2 separate regions of the Mus musculus genome follow, and region 2 is linked to region 1. The links are chromatin loops, found by intact Hi-C in ENCODE. Cell type or tissue: gastrocnemius. All regions are shown on one strand.

Region 1 (8,000 bases):
TTCATTTGGGACCTGAAGTTTTCCTTGGGGATTGTTACAGTTACGTTCTGGTAACTTCCATCAGTACTGGACTGAGCTAGTCGGCTTTGTGCGTGCATGCAGACCCCAGTGCATAACCTGCTCTCGACTGTTAGAGACTGAAAAGCATGTTACTGTACTGATGTCCACACCACCACTTTACATTTTCATCTTACTTGTTTGGCTATGAGGGCTGCTTTGTGGTCTGTGTCCACCCTTCCAGGGACCATTTTATCTGGCTTGTGATGGAAACACTAACACTCTGCCTTGGTTGTTTTGTCCTTACTCTCCATTATCTTTAGAAGGTTCAGAAACACCAGTGAGGGGTGAGGTTGTATCTTGGACATAGCTAAAATTTGCTGGGCCCTGGATTCAGTCTCCAAAAATGTAGAAAAACGACAGCAGGAAGGATTCTGAGTTCTTAAATATTTTTAAGGTGAAAGTAGCCTTTTTTGGGGGGGGGGGGTGGTTTTTTGATACATGGTTTCTCTTTATAGCCCTGGCTGTCCTGGAACTCACTCTGTAGACCAGGCTGGCCTCTAACTCAGAAATCTGCCTGCCTCTGCCTCCCGAGGGCTGGGATTAAAGGTGGGCGCCACCACCGCCTGACTGAAAGTAGCCTATTTTCAAAAACTCTGGAAAATGGGAACCTGGCAGGTTTTTTTCCCCTTTTCTTAGGGAGTCTGTTTTCTTTTCACCCAGATACAGACGGCAGCGACAAATGATCCCAACCAAGTCCAGGAGTGAATTTATTGCGGTAGCTGTACCACCATAGTCCAACTGGCAGACTTTACTGTTTATACGCCTTCAGGGAAGGGAGGAGCCTCAGGAGTCTTCCCCTCCTTCCACAGGGATCTTGTGGAAGGTCTTGTGAGAGCAGATATCACACCCAGCATTTCCCTGGATGGTGCTGAATGTTTGTTACTGCTGCTGGTATACGTAACTTGCTCTCTTTTATCAAATTAAGGCACCAGAGTTTTTCTCATATCAACTATGGAAATGGAACAAGAAAAGATGAACCTGAGTCAGGAGCTGAGTGCCGACTCAGCCTCCTACAACTGCTCAGCATGTCATGGGGATGAGACCTGGAGCTACAATCACCCTATCCGGGGCCGGGCCAAGTCTCGGAGCCTGTCAGCCTCACCTGCCCTAGGCAGCACCAAGGAGTTCAGGTAGGACCAGGAGTGTCCCCTTTTCCTCTCATGCTGTGTTAGGATCCTTACAGAGGACACAGCCGATATCAGGGCAGATCATCATTGCTTAGTGTGAGTTTTGCCCGTAGGGTGGAGCTTGGCACTGCCCAAGTGGTGCTGACCTTAGCAGAGGGAAGCACTGTCCACGAGACTTGTGCTGGACACTTGTTACCGACTGGCATGTACGAAATACAGGCCACACCATGTTTTCCTTTTCTGCCTCAGCACAGAGCCACCCAGCCAGAGCCAAGCTGAGCTGGGTGAGCTGAGAGGAGAGCATGGATGAGCTCAGCAAAAGAAGTGCCGGTGGGGAAGAGGAGCTGTTGTGACCCAGAGGCCTCTGCTCCTTACACAAAGGGCAGACTTTCTTGCACACGTTGTGGGCCACTGCCTTCCACTGCTGCTGCATAAAGCCTCAAGGGGAGGCCACATGATAAGCATGAGGTTCCACTAACATCAGGAGGTACTCTCATTCCTGGAGACAATAACCACGCTAAGTCTTTTATGGAAGCTTGCCAGAGACTGACACTGACTCCAGAAGAAGGATCACACCTGTGAAATGTGATGGTGAGGAGTCACTTTAAAGTCAGGCAGGCAGTCTCTCCCGTGAGGATGAGTGATCTCACAGAGCACCCATTTAGTGGTAGAGGGACGAGTGGCTGCTGCAGTTGTTTGTAGAAAGCTCTATGTGAGATGGCTGCAGCAGAGGCTAGGTGGCCAGCACCTTTGCCCTGGGTACACAGCTGATCACGGTGGCCTCCGGTGCCTATGCCTCACCACTATGTTTGTGCCTTGCCGACTTAGGACATAATTGCCTGAGTTTCTGGTTTCTGTGGGGATGTTGGACCTGTGAAAGTAGCCATAAGTCAGAGCAGCTTCTGCAGCTGGTGGCTGATGTCCTGGAGCAATGAGTGTACAAGCAAGTTTGCCTGTGCAACTATCCTTCGAGGAGGACAGAGGGTGGCCGGTGCTGACTCTTATTTCCTGCAAGCCCTAAGTTCTCTTCCTAGTTCCTTTAAGTTCCTACATGAGTTGATATTTGTGATGTTCTGTATAACCTTTTAAAGGCTATGTAGACAACCCAGGCTTAGTGAGTGATTCACACTTGTAATCTTAAAAGGCTGAGGCAGGGGGATCACAAGTTGAAGGCCAGTCTGGGCCATATTGGGAGGTCTGTTATAAAAAAGGAAGAAAAAAGGGAAAGCTTTATGTAAAACTCTAACACTTCTCTAGCTCAGAAAGGCCTGCAGCAATCAGGTTTCTCTCCAGTTGTCAGCTGGCCAGGCTGGCCGGGCTCCATGACCCTGGACACTGCCTGCTCCCCCAGAGGCAGGGCAATCTTTCATCTGCGTCATCAGCATTGGAAGATTTTGTGGATTTGGAGACAGGCAGCTGAAGGGAAGCAAGTTTGAAGGCTACTCTACTAACTCAGTGTTCTCTCTGGGCTAAGAGGAGTTAGTGAAGCCCCAGAGCCCTGAGTGAGTGTCCCAAGATGAACAACCACAATGCTGTCTTGGTCTTTGCCCTGATCGCCCAGAAGCATAGAGAGCCTGGCTGCTGCTGTCCCTCGTCAGGGCAGGCTGCAGTGAACCTTTGTTTGGATGCTCAACTGGCTGGGTCACTTTTTAGGAGGGAAGGCTGGGTTGCTCAATTGGTATCTGTGTTGTCACACATGTGCTCCAGAGAAAATATTTCTGCTAGAATGTTCATCTAGATTATTGAGGGTGGTGCCAGGTTTTGACTCCCGATTATAGCCCACAGACCTGCTGAGAGGTGCTGCCTTGGGTCCTGGCTCATGCCAGGCCAGTGTTTTCCTGGCTCTTACTAGACTTGTGCCTCCTCTGATTTAGGATCAGTGTCCACGGGAACCTGTCCAGGTCAGTTTTCATGCCTCGGTACTGTCCCAGGGAACCTGGGCAAGCGTGAGCTCCAGCGCAGCATCCCAGACCAGGGCAGGATCTGCTGCCCCGCGTGTGAATGCTGTGGATGATGGAGCTATTGTCACTTGGGTTTCTTGGAGTCTGACAGGGGCATGTCTGTTTTGCTTACTGTCCCCTTCTACTTTGACACCAGTCTCCGCTGTGCTCCACAGGAGGACCCGCTCTCTCCATGGACCGTGCCCAGTGACAACATTTGGACCAAAGGCCTGCGTGCTGCAGAACCCGCAGACCATCATGTGAGTTTACCAGAATTGAGGGGAAGGGGTGTTCCTTGGGAGTTTTATGGGGTTGCCCTGTGCAGGGTTCTGAGTTGTTTCAGAAGCCAACTGTGTTCATAGATCCTAAGTGGAGACTTTTAGCTGGTGGTTTCTCCCATGGCTTCCAGAGGCAGGGGGCAAATTTCTGTTTTGGTACACACCTATACTTTGGCACTCGGTCTGAGGCAGGAGACTCTCGAGTCTGAGCCAGCTTGAGCTGTTAGTAAGATATCAGCCGAGAGTCAGACCCTGTCTGAAAACCAAAAACACATAAACCAGGGAGAAAGAGAAGCAGTGGTGAGCTAAGGGCTGTGGCCACGTGGGACCGGGTCCCCTGACTGTGACCATCTGCACAGGTTAAATAGGATCAGTGGGACTTGCTTGGTGTTCTGTGTCTTTCCTTCTTTTAAAGATGTATGTATGTATGTATGTATGTATGTATGTATGTTTGTACTTACATACGTATGTACATACATATGTATGTATGTGTATGAGCACACTATGTGCATGTATGCTTGCGTAAGAGAACAGGGTATCAAATCCCACTGTAGATGGTTGTGAGCCTGTAGAAATACAAATTTTCTTTGTTTTTTAACCTGATTTTACTTGCTTGAAAGATTCTTCTTTTTGTTCATTTGTTTGTTTGAACCGTGGGTTTGCCATGCTAGAGATGGGACCAAGACTTGCCTCTGACAGGCATGCATTCTCCTACTGGCCACATCCCATCCTATGTGTTCCTCACAATCCTGTCGCTGGCTAGGACAACGCCCTGGAACACAAGCTCCCTGAGACCTTAGCAGTTAGTGTATCTTCCTGGGTTACACCTGATCATTATCTCTGTCAGCCCAAATTCTGGTTAGCATTGGATATTTCCAAAGAATAAATGTTTTCCCTCTGCACCACCTTTTTCTGGCCTGGATTAGAGACCTGACCCAAGGCTATGTATGACCCTCTCAGCAGTGGTCCTCATCCTCCCTTATGCTGCGACCCTTTAATACACTTCCTCATGTTGTGGGGACCCCCAACCATAGAGTTATTTCATTCCTACTTCATAACTGTAATTTTCCTAGTATTACAAATTACAGTGTAGATATCTCATGGGTAGGATATCTGATATACAGCCCCCAAAGTGGTCACAACCCTGGTTGAAGCCCCCTGCTCCAAGCTTCCTCTTGGAGGAGACCGCATCCTTGCTTTTCTGCCACCTGCAGGCCATCCAAGGAACTGCTCTTAAAAGGAACCTTGGCTGCAGGGTTGGTGTAAATCCCAGTAATGGTTTACACCCTTAGGGATGCAGGGATGCTAGTATTAGTGCTTTTGAGGAAAATTGTCCAAGGCCTACAAGTTCACAGAGCAGAGTTGTGAGTTATTGCTGCTGCTGCTGCTGTTGCTGCTAAATGTATATCATTGGAAGCAACGGTTCTTGACATGTTGTATCTTGACATGTTGTATCTTGACATGTTGTATACTCTCTTATCCATGCATCCAGCAATCATAATTACACCAACCCCAAGCCTTCTGCTAATATCCACTGTGTCATTGTCTGTCCCACGTGTGGCCCTCCCTAGCTCCCCATCACCCAGAGTTCTAGGCACTCCCCTGCTTCCTGTCCCTGGTCTGGTGCCCATATGCATGCCCACCACCTCCCAGTATCCTAGTGGTCCCCTGTATTTTCCAACCACCAGCTGCTTGCAGCCCCTTCCTGCACAGCTTAGCTTTGTCACTTACCTAACGCCTCTACAGCAGCCAGTTTTTGCTTGTTTATTTTATTTCTAAAGATTTATTTAGGGGGCTGGTGAGATGGCTCAGTGGGTAAGAGCACCCGACTGCTCTTCCGAAGGTCCAGAGTTCAAATCCCAGCAACCACATGGTGGCTCACAACCATCTGTAATGAGATCTGACTCCCTCTTCTGGTGTGTCTGAAGACAGTTGCAGTGTACTTACATATAATAAATAAATAAATCTTTTTGTAAAAAGATTTATTTATTATATGTAAATACACTGTATTATATTTTTGGCTCCCTGGAACTGGAGTTGCAGGCAATTGTAACTCCAGATTTTACCAGATATGGGTGTTGGGAACTAAATCAAGAGCAGTGTAAACCCCACCTCCTTTTTTCCTTTTTTCCTTTTTTTTTTTTTTTGTTTGTTTTAAGTCATAGTTTCTTTAGGTAGTCTGGCTCTCCTAGAACTCAATTTGTTTGTTAGATCAGTCTGGTCTCACACTCAGAGATTCAACTGTCTTTGCCTCCCAAGGCTGGGGGAGTAGTATGCACTCCTAGTCGCTGAGCTATCTCTCCAGCCCCCCACAGCCAGTTTTTACTTAGATATCAGTTATTTAGGCCAGGACACAAAATGCCTGCAGGCCGTTCTCTGAGACCAGAAAGTGCAAGTGAGAGAACTTTAGGACTATGGGTTAATGTCTAGACAGGCACCTTTCTCTGCTCTGCCTGGGACCATTTGTTCTAGGCTCTGAGGTACAGCTCTGTCACCTGCATCTCTGTATACCTCTATATGTCAGTGTAACACCTATGTTATAAAAATGAGGGCCTTATGGGGCATTGGTGGCGCACGCCTTTAATCCCAGCACTTGGGAGGCAGAGGCAGGATTTCTGAGTTCGAGGCCAGCCTGGTCTAGAGTAAGTTCCAGGACAGCCAGGGCTACACAATGAAACCCTGTCTCAAAAAAATAAATAAATAAATAAAAAATAAAAAAGAGGGCTTTATACGTTTGCCAAGTATCAAGTATCAAGTATTCCCGAGGCAGCATGGAGGACTTAGGAGGAGTTTTCGTTTCCTCATTACTTTGAGACTGTGTTTTCCTTACGGGGATGCCAACCTCTGTTGTATGGCACAGTGGCCATGCATCCTTGGCTGGCACAGCAGATCACTCAGAGCTGGTTCTGACAGGCCATGAGCCTGTCAGCTCCACATGGCACCTGAATCCCAGACTTCCTGGAATGGTCACCATTCCTCTGTAGATGACACAACAGGAAGTTGAGCTGGTTTGTGGTCACAGGGAGGCCTTGGCCTGCATATAATAATGCTGGTGACACATGCTGAACCCTGCTGAGCTTTGGGGCTGAAAGAGTCTTGGGCTGGGCCTGCCTGAGGCAGTCATAACCCACACATGGGCAGGATAGGCTGGCTGCTGGACACAGGGTGTGGGCTTGGAGCTCTGTAGTGGGGCAGAGGTCTATGATCCACCCACATTCTCTGGAACCCGGAGTCTGGTAAGTTTAGGGAGTGATCTCCTTTCACCTGCAGCCCTTTCACCTGCCGGTGGCCTGCGACCGCCTCCCTGTGGGCGGGCCTGCCTTTTCCATGCTCCTGGTTCTCAGCGGCCTGGGCACTGCCTGGCCTGGGCACTGCCCTGCCAGGGCTGCTAGGCAGGTGGTCCTGGCCCTTCTTTAGGAGCAGGGAGCTGAGACTGGCCCTCTTTGCTCTTAATAGTTAACCTTGTGTTTTTTCATTTTTAAACCAGATGATGAGGCAGAAGGGCCATGTAGTCAGAAGGGAGTCTATGTTTTTGTTTATTTGATTTCATAGTTTAGAGAACACTGCTATAGGACCTTGACAAGTCTTCGACATTTTGCTTTCAGTTTTGAGGATACAAAAATTAAACTCAGTGTAATACACAGCTAGGAGCATGGTGGCCAGACAGGGCTGTGTGTGTGTGTGGTGAGGGAACACTGCAATGCTGGGGATGTGCCTGCTGTCTCCTAGAAGGTGGAGGCTCAGAGAGGCAGCGATGAGCGGCCTCTCCCCTCCCAGAAATGCCAGTAACAGGTGAGTGCTTTGACCACTAGTGGCCTCTGAGGCTTTCAGTACTTTGTGTCATAATTTTGAAGGTTGGTTGTGGGTTCTCACAGACTGCTAGAACACATTTCATAATTGGGGAAATTGTGTTGGACTTCAGAAATGAAGATTTACTAGGCCAGGCATGGTACCAGGTCATGCCTTTAATCTCAACACTCAGGAGGGAAAACAGGTAGATCTCTATGAATTTGAGGCTAACTTGGTCTGTATAATACGTTCCAAGCCAGTCGAGGCCACATACTAAGTACCTCTTTCAAAAAATTAATAATAATTATTAATTTTAATTATTATTAGTTTAACTAATACTTATATTGATTTTAATTAATAAATAAGACTCAGCTAAGTTTATACAGTAGCATAAAGAGGTAGGCCATACACCCTCCAGGTAGGTTCATCAAAGGAAACACATGTTCTGAAGGGTCCTGGGACTGGAAATGGTCCATAGTAGACCCAGGACAGAGTCTTGAATCCAGCTGTTCTAGGTTCTATGAGGAACAGATGTCCTCTATAGGCTGACAGGTAGCCTAGGATTTCCTCTCTGTTGCTTTATGCCATCTCTGTCCCCACCATAATACATGTGATCTGGCCCATGAAGATGATTATAGGTACAGTTGGCAAGCAGGGTGCCCAAGAGGATATGGCCAAAGTCTTGCAGACAGTGGCTGGGCAGGGTGGGTCTTCAAGGTCTACTGGCAGCTAAGGACAGTTGCTCTAGAACCATTGTGTTCCTGGTATGTGGCTGCAGGTTGGCTGACAGCTATCCCTGATGGCAG
Region 2 (8,000 bases), 210 kb before region 1:
GCTCATAGGACCAGGGACCTCGTTCCTTTTTGCCGTTACATTCCCCCACATTCACCCACCCCATGGATGACCTTGTATCCTCTGTCTGTGGTACCTTCTCTGATGCCTGCCCAACACACGTCTATGTAAGTGGTCTGTCCCCACCCCCATCACTAAAAGGCAACTGGACAGAAGGTGACACGGTGCCTGGACAGACACGATGAAGAACATCTATCTTGCACCAAAGTAGGAGTACACTGTGACTCTCCTGCACCTGCCCAGCAATCATGATCTAGGAAAGTTGTCCTGGCCACCTGACCAGCTCTACATGTGGCGTCCTATAGCTAGCCCTATAGCCATCTTGACCCCACTTTAGTGTATAGCTTTCAGTACTTCCTGATATACTGGAAAGAACAAGGCATGCCTTGAATGGGCTAGGCAACCTGGTGGAAAAGGGTGCTGGGGAGGTAAAATGCTGACCATGTCTATCCCACGCTGGGCAAATGCCGGGAGCACCACTCTGAGGGTGGGAAAACACAGTCTGAGGTGTGGGAAAGCTGAAGCTGGTATTCCCAGACCCCTGGGCACCTGGTCATCCATGGAGTGCCACACAGAAGAGTCAGGAACAAATGTCAGGGGTCCACAGGCTTGCGAAGAGGCCAGGACCAGGCGCTCCCAAACTCCTGGACACTCAGACTCCCCTGAGTCTCAGGAGTTGAGAGCAGAGTTGGGGACCTGCCGGCTGAGGATGGAGTCTAGCCCAGGGCTTGGGGTGGGGAGGGAAGTCCTGGCTTTGCTCACCAGTGAAGGTCCTTAGCTTGGCTGTGATGGTGGCTGAAAGCACAGAGAGGTCTTCTGCAGGAGGCTGTGGCTCTGTAGGTGAAGACCTGCTCCATGCTCCCCATGGCCGTTCTCAATGAAAGAGTCAGACAGTCCTTGGTTCCAAACTGTTTATTGGTTGTTCATCATGGAAAATGGATGTGTACCGTACCAACTTCTCAGGGTGGACCCAAGATTAAACATCTTTTGCAGCCAGGCAATGGTGGCGCACGCCTTTAATCCTAGACCTTGGGAGGCAGAGGAAGGCAGATTTCTGAGTTTGAGGCCATCCTGGTCTACAGAGTGAGTTCCAGGACAGCCAGAGCTACATGGAGAAACCCTGTCTCGAAAAACCACAAGGGTGGGGAAGGCCAGTGAGTTCAGGTTCCAGTCCCGGACCATGTACAGCCAGAGGGGCCTTAGGAGAGATGTCATGCAGTGTACTGAAGCCTCCCAGTAGAGCAGAGGACTGAGCTCTGAGGTTAACTGAAGTGGAGACTTCTAGTTTATTTGGAAAGTTATGTCAAATGTTTTGCTGGGGCACAGAGGTGAAAGGATGTCTTGCTAAAGCAAACACATGAAAGACTGTTTTCCTGAAGCAGGCATAGGGGGATGAGTGTTTTGATATAGCAGACATGTGACAGGACGCTTGGTGAGGGAGTATAAATATGATCTCACAGACAGCGGGAGATGAGCACTGAGCGTTGGTTTGGTTTGCTTGGCCTCACTATTCTTTGCTAAGGACACGCGTGTATCCATTCACCTTACATAGCGCTCTTGAGCTCAGCGTATGATAACGCCACCATTGAGAGAAACCCGCCCAAGAACTGCTCATGAGGTAGGTTCCTGTGGCAGATTGCCACCTCTGCAGCCTCGTCTCAGGCTGGTTGGCGAGCCTGGTGGTTTCTTCAGAACTGAACTACGGCTGCTGGTTCCTGCCTGGCGTCGGCCTGCCTAGAGGACTGGTCTGCAGCTGCTGAGTCATATTTGGTGTTTGCTACGGGACTAAACTGCTGCCAAAGAGGATCAAACCCACCCCCAAAGAACTATTGCTGAATAGGTCCACTTCCCCCCATCCTAATAACTTTTCTCTTCTACTACCTCTACTGAGTGGTGGATTATAGAAGAGGTTGAACCCTTATTAAAAGTAGGTTGCAAAAAATGTATGCCTATGGTTCAAACCAGTGTCCTAAGAGCTTCCCCAGCCCCTAACTACCCTTCCTTTTGGCCATTCTCTCCTGAGGCCAGTATTTGCAATGCAAAGCAACCTCCAGGCCTATGGGAGCAGGTCACAGCAGGAACTCCCAAATCAGAACCCCCAACCTGTGAGGCTCCAGGGTGAAGGGACCTGCAGGTTTCCCCTGGGAACTGTGTCGGGGTGTTGCCTGGCAGCAGACAACAGGATTTGTTTCCCAGTTCACCAGTGAACACTTGGCTGGGTGTTCCCATGGCCTCTCCAGGCACCCAGTGTAATGAGTGGGATTTCTGGGGCCACATGAGCTCCAGACTCTGTCCACCAAGGCGGGGGCAGGGTTTCCACCAGCTTCCATGGAGACCCGACCAGACCAGTCATAGTGAAGCAGAAAGGCAGGTTTCCAGAGCTTCCTCCCTGGTGGGTAGGGTTTGGAGGTGACCCTCAGAACCTGTGAGGTGAGGCAGACCCCAGCATGGGGCGGTTGGGGCCGCAGACAGGAAACTGGCTGGGCCACTGGAGGCAGATCCTTTCCATGTCCTAAAGTTTCTGTGGTTCCCCAGTTTTCCACAGACACTGGATACTCCCAAACACAAACCGTTTTCCAAATGAAGATACAATTAAAAATGGGTTTATACAGATTCAATTTCTGAGAAGATGAGGCCGTCCATGAAGCCCCTTCCCCAAAGCCCAGCTGGGTGGGTGGGGACCCACATGCCCGGCTTCACTCAGATCTCTTGGGACCAGCTGGTGGATGGTGTCTTACTTGTTTATATTGCTGTAATAAAACACTGACCAAAAGGGAGGAGAGGGTTTATTTCTCTTACACTTCCATATAACAGTTAATCATTGAAAGCGCTCAGGGCGGGAACCCAAACAGAGAAGGAACCTGGAGGCAGGAGTGATGGGCCATGGTGGAGGGCTGCCGTACTGGCTTGCTTAGACTGCTTATAGAACTACCTGTCCAGGGGTGGTGCCACCCACACCGGGCTAGGCCCAGTCATATAGAGGCATTTCTCAATTGACTCTCAGGTGTCTACAGCTGTGTCAAGCTGACGTAAAACAAGCCATCGCAGAAGGACAGGGTAGATACTGCCAGGTGTGGGGAAGGGTAAGGAGTGGCCAGTGGCTCACAAAGGGTTAAGTGAGGGCTTCTCCTACCTCCCTAGGAGGCTCTACCAAGTCCAGCGGATCTCTGTTATCTGGTTTTCTCAGAGCCTATAGGGGAGAGGAAACATTGTTCACCTTTCCAGATGTGAGGCTGACCCGGGTGGGGTCTGGCAGGAACCCACCTGCTACAGGAAGGGCCCAGAGCATTTGCTTGGCATACACAGCGGAGAGAGGGAGGCACCCTACCGCAGATGTTTCCTTTTTCTGTCAGGGATTGTGGGACTTAGAGAAACCAACTGAAGTGACAATATCAACCGAACTCATTCAGTCAGCCGTCAGACGTTGCTTGATATCCCATAAGTGCCAAAAGTTGTGCAGCCATAAGCCAGGGTTTTTCTCTTGTGCAGCCTGATGCCAGTTGAGACAGGCCGCTGCTTTCGGTGTTTCCCAGACCTATAGAGGTGACAGTTCTGTGGAGCTGGAGATGTGGCTCAGTGGCACCCATGTAACAAGCTGTCCGTCCGGCACGGACCTGCAAGCCAACTCTGAATGGAAGGTAGAGGCAGGAGGATCACTGAGCCTAACTTAAGTAGATTCAGGGAGAAACCCTGCCTCAATCCCACTTAAGTACACGGGGCTTGGTTCCCTGCCTAGTGTGACCATAAACCATGACCAAAAGCAACTGAGGGAGGGAGGAGTTTATTTGGTTTAGATATCATCCAGAGTTGCAGCCCTTTGAGGTGAGCCAAGGCAGGAACGTAGGAGAGGAACTGAAACAGAAGCAGTGTGGGTGCTAGTCCGCCCTCCGCGCCTGCTCAGTTTGCTTTCCGATACACCTCAAGGCCACCTACTCGGGAAGGGCACCTATGACAACCACCGATCAAGAAAATGCTCTACAGACTTGCTGACAAGCCGGTTGAATGGAGGTGTTTTCTCAGTTGAGGTTCCTTCTCAGAATGGCTCTAGCTACCTCAAACCGACCGAAAACTAATCAGCACACCACACAGACAAAGACACTCACACATAAACAGATGCCAGGGCCGGCAGGATTGGGTTATGTAGCTTTTTAAAATTTTTTAATCTTTTCTATGTATATGAATACACTATCATTGTCTTCAGACACATCAGAAGAGGGCATGGGATCCCACTATTACAGATGGTTGTGAGTCGCCATGTGGTTGCTAGGAATTGAACTCACGACCTCTGGAAGAGCAGTCAGTGCTCTTAACCTCTGAGCCATCTCTCCAGCCCTGGGCTATGCAGCTTTTAATCCCAGGCCGAGGCCAGCCAGGGGTATACAGAGAAACTCTGGGGGGAAAGGGGCAGAGGGGAGATACATTGCACCCCCCCCAAAAAACCAACCCCTAAATAAACAAGTAAATGGTGACTCTGTTGCATGTGGAAGACCAGGTTCTGGAAGAGGCTGGTTTTGGAAGCTAACAACATATTACAGGGGAAGGACGTGATGGGCTCACAAAGAGGCCTATGACCCTGAGAAGCAGGGAATTCTGGGAAAGCTAAAACGGCGGAGGCCGTGGAAAGGAGGATACGGAGTAGGTGAAAAGATTGGGGGACACACCAGAAGTCCTAGGTGTCCTTAGCCACTTTTGCCTCAACCTTGCGTTTCGCCTACACGGCTGGTGAGTAGAGATGAAATTCCAGTCCACCTGGTCCTTCCTGTCCTCCACAGGCAAGCGCAATACCGAGCATTCCCAGAAGGGGGCACAGGAGGGACGCAGCTGAGGGAGGGCTTGGCTCTTTGTTCCTTACTTCGATCCTGGTTCTGTCTTAGAAGGTGGGGGTGCTGTGCCCTACTCCCTCATGATCTGAGCTCTGGCTGGCTACCCCCCAGCGCCATGGGTCTGCATCTCCACACAATCCTGCTTCTCACCTCCCAGGCCCATAAGATGTTGCCTATGTCTTCAGTTCCGTCTATCCAGCCATCTGCTCTTCCAGTGGTAATTCCTCCCACCCTCCGCTACACAGTTAATTGTGCTAATCATCCCGGGTTTTTCGGGTGTTTTTTGTTTTTTGGGTTTTTTTTAATCTGTGGACTGCTAAAACAGACCTCTTGCCGCAAGCCTGTAATTCCCACCTGTTTAAGAGACTGAGAAAGGAATTATTGACGGTTCAAGGCAGCCCGGACAACTTAATAAGATTCTGACTCATAGTAAAAACTAAAAACGTGGGATTGGAAATGTGGCTCTGTAGAACATGATGAGGTCCTAAGTTCAACTTTCAATAATACCCACAGAAACAAAGTAATTTTGTTCTTTTGACTTAAATGGTATTTTGTCTTTTATTTGCTACGTCACCTGGAAATTTGCTCTATTGAAACTCTCCCAGAAATTATTGCAAAGAATTATGACCTTATGCTTAATATCTGAACCAAAAATAAAGACTGTTCTCCTGAGTATGTAGCTCTGTCCGTAGAGTACCTAGAATGTAGAAAGCCAGGCTTCAATCCCCAGCACTGCAGAAACGAGGCTTGGCTGTGCACACCTGAAATCCCAGCTCTCAGGATGCAGTGTGATGCACCTAAGAGGTCAAGTACTGAGTGTATCTCACCTAGAAAAGGACTAGCAATACCTGCTGAAAAAAAAATAGGTCAGAGCTGGATGTGATGGCACACACCTTTACACCATGGCATTTGGGAGACAGAGAGAGGCAAGCTGATCTTTGTGACTTGCAGGTCAGCCTGGTTTACAAAGTGAGTTCTAGGACAGCTAAGGCTGGTACACAGAGAAACTGTCTGGGAAACATGGGGGTGGGGGGAGACCAGGCCAATGCAATATTGAAAAACATTGTTCAAAAATTGAGAAACCCAGATAAAATGTGTCCTTAATAATATGGAAGTTGTTCTATACTAATAAACATACCATGTCTATGCGAAGTCTTAACTTAGGGGTTTCCAGTCAAAGGGTGAGCAAGAACCCTATGTATCTTGCAGCTCTCCAAATTAAATTAAATTATGTCATCCTTGAATATTATCTATTTGTTATTTATTGTGTGTGTAGAGGGGTGTGTACACCTGTAACAGTGCACACGAGGTCAGAGGACGACCCGTAGGAATCCATTCTTACCATGTGGGTGGGACCTAGGGATGGTGATGAGGTTGATGGTAAGCGTCTTTACCCTCTGAGTAGTCAGTCCACCGGTCCAGAAAATAAAAACCTGTGGACACTAGACCTTATAACACTGAGTGTACACATGTCCCTGAATGTGCAGACATAATCTTCCTCTGTGTGTGTGTGTGTCTGTGTATGTGTGTGCGAGTGTGTGTGTGTGTCTGTGTATGTGTGTGCGAGTGTGTGTGTGCCAGTGTATGTGTGTGTCTGTGTCTGTGTATGTGTGTGCGAGTGTGTGTGCGAGTGTGTGTATGTGTGTATGTGTATGTGTGTGTGAGTGTGTGTGTGTGTCTGTGTATGTATGTGTGTGTGTGTGTGTGTGTGTGTGTGTGTGTGTTGTATCTGGACATTTTGAATGTGGGTAATGCTGGGTCAGCAAAGACAGAAAAGCTAAGAAAACCTGTGGGTTGTTGGGTCAAGAGGCTAGAAAGAAGGGGAGCTAGATAGAAGTATAGTAGAGCTGTAAAATAACAGACCGACATCTCGGCTGCTTCCACACACTTACCAGCCGAACTGTGCAGAGGGCCCAGGCCATGCTCTAGGGCTATATCCTGCACCGGGCACAGTTGTGGCTACCTTTGCACCAGGCATCGCCACCCAAGCCTCACATGCCTGCGAGGCTCTATACTTGTTTATTGGTCACGTGCTCCCAGCGTACAGGCCTAAGGCCTGAGAGGCACTGGACCCGTTCCAGGATCACATGACTGCAACAGCAGGGCAAAGGCTCAAGGTCCCTGCAGGTATTCCAGGCTACAGCAAAACAACACACACATACTCACTTCTTTCTCTGTACCTTGGCTGAGCACAGAGTGGGGCTCCTGTCTCGGGCCTGCTTGAGTCCAGGACCCAAGCCTGAGTTACAGGTTCGGGGCATTGTCAGAGCATATGGGCACAAAGGCAGCTGGGCTACTGTGCTGCACCAGTCTGGAGGCCGCTGCAAACAGACTGGGCCCCACTGCACCTTCCTAAGGACTGAGGTTACTTAAGACCCAGTGGAGGATGAGGGGGCTCTGCCAGAACCATGTCGCCATGGCAATGACGGCAACAGCTCCAGGACTACAAGCACTATTTTAGCCCCATGAAAATAGAGTCACTTTAACTCAAACAATCACAGGAGATGGTAAAGGGTTTCCCAGCCCCCAGCCTGAGCCACCTACTGGCTTTATGCCATCTGAGCTCTGTGGTCTTGGGGGGCCTATGGTCAACTACACTGAGCTCAGGTCCAGAATATGTGTGAATCATTCCTGGGTGAGGCTGGCAGGCTGTAGAACACAGAGAGCCAAAACATTGTCCAGTAGGTCCTTTGGGCTGGTAAGGCTAGAGGATGGGAGAAGCCCCACTCCCCAGCTGCCTACTAGGGACTTGTTTTTAGAGAAAGCAAAAGCCTTGAAAGCACCCATGACGTCTCTTTCTGATCATTCCTCCTCAGGGTCTAAACCCAAGGAAAGACCCGCAAGTACACACAACTCTTGTAGCGCACGTCATCAGACAGTTACTGTCATGGTTGGTTGGGAGGTAGTTGTAGCCAGCAGTGAAGAGTAGCCCAAAGCTACCACAGACTTCACTTGACCAGTGGCCCATGGCCTTTGAAATGAAAGGCTGCACATTTGGACACATAGATCGACCCCCACACATGACCCTGGCACTCACACAGGCCATGCGAAGCTATCCTGCCAGGACATAAGGAGGCATGCCCCTGCTGCACGGCATTGGCTCCAGCAATCTAGCAGATGGAGGAGTTGCTGCTCTGCAGGGAGGCTCCAGACTCAAGC

What was found. A loop is a pair of places that touch in the nucleus more often than their neighbours do. Peaks named below come from ENCODE experiments on the same cell type or tissue, not always from the same donor. Only the 100,000 strongest peaks of a DNase experiment are listed, where the experiment ranks them.
Region 2: a loop joins it to region 1, with 3 times the contacts of the local background. A loop is called at or near these places in 12 of 42 quality-filtered maps.

What each region holds. Positions count from the first base shown.
Region 1 is chr4:155,576,008-155,584,007 of GRCm38, forward strand. Nadk (NAD kinase) reads left to right here. Exons shown (of 12, transcript NM_001159637.1): 2 at 986-1,190; 3 at 3,304-3,387. The coding sequence starts at 1,012. Among named protein-coding and RNA genes, the nearest start is that of Nadk, 16 kb to the left of the region's middle. In gastrocnemius, a CTCF peak has its summit at 4,616 (motif pointing left); a DNase peak (open chromatin) is centred at 4,616; H3K4me3 peaks cover 963 bases; H3K27ac peaks cover 3,753 bases.
Region 2 is chr4:155,364,063-155,372,062 of GRCm38, forward strand. No RefSeq gene overlaps it. Among named protein-coding and RNA genes, the nearest start is that of Prkcz, 6.6 kb to the left of the region's middle. In gastrocnemius, a CTCF peak has its summit at 4,805 (motif pointing right); DNase peaks (open chromatin) are centred at 4,818, 6,960, 7,353 and 7,954.